2 separate regions of the Mus musculus genome follow, and region 2 is linked to region 1. A link is a loop called in an ENCODE intact Hi-C map of the cell type or tissue named here. Cell type or tissue: left cerebral cortex. All regions are shown on one strand. Region 1 has its middle 1.7 kb from the start of Narf. Region 2 overlaps Foxk2 (forkhead box K2).

Region 1 (2,500 bases):
GGCGCCGCCCTCTACCGCCGCCATGACCAGCCAGCGAAGCCTCACGTAGGCCGGTGCGGCACAAGTGCACATGCGCAGCAGGCTTGCTTTGCTTTATGGGCAATGCTGCTGAGTCTGGCGTGTAGATTCAAAGTAGGCTGACCTTGAATCTTGGCGAGTTAGCGCATGCCTTTAGTCCCAGAACCCAGGAGACAGAGCAAGGCAGATCTCTGAGTTCCAGGACGGCCAGTACTACACATGTACCTGTCTACAAACAAAATGACAGGTAGGATGAGCAGGCCTATTGGCAATTACCCAACACTCAGGAGGCTGAGGCAGGAAAATGATAAAATTAAAGCCAACACTGCCCTATACTGCTACACAGTGAGACCTGTCTCCAAGGCAGATTAAATGCATTATTCTTTTGTTGTGTTCCAATCCCCTGGGAAAGACCAAAGACAGACTCAATTCAAATTTAAATTAAATAAGTGCATTCTTACTCCTACCTGAAGGACAGCGGCTTTAGAGCCAAACAGCATGCTGGAAGAAGGCTAAAGGAAAGCTTTATAAAGTAGATATCATAGCTGCACACCACCTACAGAATAGGGCAAGTTACATAATATACAAAAGATGTACCTTATCTATGGAATCCACAGCTGGGCAAGAGAATCGTCCTGTGTAATAATGTACATATAACTCCCCTGGGACAGCTAAAGAAACTTACTATAGTACCAGGCATCCCTTAAAGGCCACTGACCTTTGACCTGGAATGTCAATAATAGAATGAGATTATAGGATAATGGTTTACCGAGGGAAGTGTCTCTAATAACTGAGAGCAGCCTGTTTCTGGACCAGCAGTAACAGTGCCCCCAAGTTACAGCTGGCTGTCACATCCCCAGCCCTAAATTCTCTGAATTAGCTTGTTAAATGGAGTTTGTTTTTCAGTGCCTTCTAAAAGCTGAGTTTAAACATATCATTAGAAATATAAGGGGGCTAGGGAGATGATGGCTAAGAGCACTGCCTTTCTTTCAGAGGATCAAAGTTGGTTCTTAGCACCTGTGACTGACTGGCTAGAAACTTCCCGGGCTCCAACTCGAGGGATCTAGCGCCTCTTCTGGCCACCGGAGGCAACAGACACACAGTGCATTTGCTCACATGCTGCCAAAACGCTCATAAAACAAAAAGAAATATGAATTTAGGGCCCAGTGAAACGGTTTAGTAGGTAAAGCAAGGTAAACCCCTGCAAGGTGTCCTCTCCTCCACTTGCTACTATGGATGTGCGCACACACAACATAAAGAAATAAAAATGTTAACATCATTGTGAGTTTACCTTACTTTCAGTTCACTAAAATTATTCTCAGTGATGTCGGGAGTACGGGCAGTCGCCCGAGGAGCTCCAGGTCCTATCACCAGAACCAAAACCTGTTCTGTCTCACAGCTATCTTCTGGTTCTCTTCCTCTCTCCTGTTTCATGCAATTTTCCCATGTACATGGAAAAAATATATATGTATATGTGTATGTGTGTGCATTTGTGTATATACTTGCACACATACAGATGTTGGTTCTCTCCTACCATCCTGGTTCCAAGGATCAAACTCAGAACCAACTCTAGGAGCTCAGCCATTTTGCTGATCCTCTTGATTACTAACTGCAAGGTTAGGCAAGACTAGAGAAGGGAAGACAGGAATCATAAGACTGTCTAGTTGTCTAGTTGGGGAGTTTCTTTTGTTTCTACATTCTTTGAGCTACACTCATATGAACTGTCAACACATTCTTTTTGTTCTGCACGCTTATATAGCTAAAACTGTTTTTATTCTCAAAATTCTGGTAGAAATAACTTGATATCAAGTACCCTTCACTACTGCGGAGAGCTGTGTAAAGATTACTCTTACACTTAAGAGTCTACAAATGTTCAATGACATATTATATCTGATTTGGTTATCCTGCTGGAAGCCAGTCAGACACTATGACCCACACCTTAATGCTTAGAAGCAGTAACCAAACATTAACGTCCACACCCAACTTGTGGAGTTTTATTAAGATGGAGTCTCTTGAGGCTGGAGGAATGGCTTAGCAGTTTAGAGCATTTGCCATTGCGGAGGACCTGGGTTGATTCCTGATTCTGTGTATTGGTTCCCAACATTTCCATTAACTCCTGTCTCCAGGGTATGTGACACCCTGCTTGGTTTTTGTTGTTCTTTTGGTTTTGGGGGATTTGTTTTGTTTTGGTTTGGTTTGGTTTTGAGACAGGGTTTCTGTGTGTAACCTGGCTGTCCTGGAACTCACTCTGTAGACCAGCCTGGCCTTGAAATCTGGGATCCACCTGACTCTGCCTCCCAGGTGCTGGGATTAAAGGCGTGCACCATGACTGGCTGGCAGCGACGCACTCTTTTGACCTCTGTGAGCACCAGACATACATGTGGTACACATACTACACACAGGAAAAACATTTACACACACAAAATAAAATCAAAGGCCAGCTATGGTTTTGCACTTCTTTTATCCAAGCGCTTTGGAGACA
Region 2 (2,500 bases), 54 kb before region 1:
CATTTTCTCCAGAACTGCTGCTCCTTCTCTACCAAAGAGCAGGACACTGTCAGGCCTCCGCTCTCGGTGGAGACTCCCTTCTTAATGACCTCTCTAGTGTACATCCCAGTTAGAAAAGGCAGCACCTACAGCAAGCTGAAACGGACTTACCTGCCAGCCCTTGTCCGCAGTCCTGTAGTATGGATAGTTTTTAGTGATGTGTGTATAAATCCCATTTAGGGTAAGTTGTTTATCAGGAGCCATTGTAATTGCTTGTACTATCAACTGTGCATAGGAGTAAGGTGGCTTTGAGTCATCCTGTGTTAGAAAAAAAAAAAAGCACCTAAGATTCAAGAGATTCTTTATGTGTTCTTCCAACAGCGTTTTTATTATAAAAGTAAGATAATGGGAAACGTTGAGAAAAGTTAGTTGGAAATTTGTAATATATATAGAAAGATTAAAAATCACATAAGGGGCCAACACTCTAGAGGCAAAGGCAGGCAGATCTCTTTGACTTTGAGGACAGCCTGGTCTACAAGGAGAGTTCCAGGACAGCTAGGAGTGCTACTTAGAAAAACTGTATCAAACAAACAAAACAAACAAACAAATCACATAAGGAGAAAATTTAAATGATAAGAACAAAACAATAAAGATAAGCAAAGCCACTGGGCTTCAGGGAGCCCAGAGCAGTACAAGTCAGGAAGGGAGGGCCCTGTGACACAGAAGGGAAGGGGCATGGCCAAGTATGACTGGGAGCAAGCACAGCACAACGGTGGTTCTAACAGGGATCTTTCCACACATCAGAAGTCACAAGAGCACTTGAGGTAGGACTGTCCAAATGCCCATCTACTGCCAAGCTTCTGCATATGAGGACATGTCTATGTAGGAGCCTAGTTTCTGTATGAACTTCTAGAAAATGCATACCAGCACTGGGAAATATCAAAACAATGTAAATGAAAAGAAGCACTCTAGAGGGCAGCACATTCAAATAATGCCACTTATTCAAAGCACACTCAGCATAAGGCCTCCTGGGCTTCATCACCATCACTGTAAGGATGTATACTGCTCATAAAGTATGCAACTTATGTACTTAGTGTGTAGGTGTGATACCTGAATGGATGTCTATTCAGCATGTGCGTGTAATGTCGTGTAGGACAGAAAAGAGAGCGCAGCTCCCTTAGAACTGGAGTTACAGTTGTTAGTCCCATGTGGGGGCTGAGATTTAAACCCAGGTCCTCTGGAAGAGCAGCAGTTTGTATTCTTAACTGCTAAGCCATGTCTCCAGACTCTTCCCCAACCCGGCCTTGTATTTTTAGAATTTACAGTTTTTAAAGCAAACCATTAGTGCTACACATTGAGTTAAGGTCAGCCTACAGAGTAAGACACTGAATCCCATCTCAGTAGAGATGCACTTAGGGATAAGGGAAAAATCAGAGGGCATAAAGGAAGAGCGCTGATGACAGCTCAGACAGAAGCTGATGGTGCAGACATGTTTTTCAATTCTCTCAATAGAAAACCTTAACACCCCACTACAGTCAGCATCCAGAAGACCCCCATGGCCCACCTTAAATGGCTGACATTTTCCTAGCACTTATTTGCTATCCCTCAGGCCACAAAGGCTCTGCCTCAGCACCCACAGGAAGACACCAAGTTCTAGGAAGAGAACCCAAGTCTGAGCCCCCAGTGGCTAAGCAGCTCTCCTTGCACCCACCATGTGACTTGGAGCCTTAAGCCTCCATCCCTGCTCAGAAGGTCAACGTATTTCCTAGCACTTTTTTCTTACATGTTTCTAAGGATGTTATTTATTTGTTCTAGGAGTCAATTCTCCTCTCCTGCTATGTGGACCCTAGGAATCAAACTTTAGATCATCCGCCTTTATCTGCTAAGCTGGCCTTTAAAAAACACTGTCCTCACACTTTTAGAAACAATGTCTCACTATATGCCTCCAATAAAAACTGAAACTTGTTATGTAGACCAAGATGGCCTTGAACTCAGAGATCCTCCTGGCTCTCCCTCCTAAATGCTGAAATTAAAGGTGTATGCTACCATTTTATTCCTTAAATAATTTAACATAGAAAATGGTCAGAATATCACCATACGTGTAAAGCAAACTTTGCAGCTGCTGCCAGGCCCTGAGTCTGCACAGCTGCTCACAGACCACTCTCGGTTCTGGTATTATAGCCATCATATTTCTACTGCAACGCTTCAAGCCTGCACCTAAGCCTGCCGCTGTGTGTGCAGGAACATCGCTATGTTCTGCTCACTCCATGGCTCTTTTGTGTTCTTTGTGAGTATGTCACATTTATAATGATAAGGCGAAAGTAGCAATATATACCGATTATGCTTTTTCTCACTTAACACCACAGCAACTCCCTTCTGTGTCACTAGCAAGTTCACGTAGTCTACAGTTGCCCAGGGAGCCTCACAAATGTGTTGAATAATTTTTTAAAAATGCACTACAAATCCTGATGCCTATGTCACACTCAGAATGACATGAGAATCAAATCCACAAGGATGCACA

The links. Peaks named below come from ENCODE experiments on the same cell type or tissue, not always from the same donor. Only the 100,000 strongest peaks of a DNase experiment are listed, where the experiment ranks them.
Region 2: it touches region 1 in a loop (4-fold over the local background); 4 of 42 quality-filtered maps call a loop at or near these places.

Annotation. Positions count from the first base shown.
Region 1 is chr11:121,234,278-121,236,777 of GRCm38, reverse strand. No RefSeq gene overlaps it. Among named protein-coding and RNA genes, the nearest start is that of Narf, 1.7 kb to the left of the region's middle. In left cerebral cortex, CTCF peaks have their summits at 43 (motif pointing left) and 1,094; DNase peaks (open chromatin) are centred at 7 and 1,094; H3K4me3 peaks cover 537 bases; H3K27ac peaks cover 775 bases.
Region 2 is chr11:121,288,541-121,291,040 of GRCm38, reverse strand. It overlaps Foxk2 (forkhead box K2), which reads right to left. Exons shown (of 9, transcript NM_001080932.3): 4 at 151-297. Among named protein-coding and RNA genes, the nearest start is that of Foxk2, 30 kb to the right of the region's middle. In left cerebral cortex, a CTCF peak has its summit at 957 (motif pointing right); a DNase peak (open chromatin) is centred at 1,057.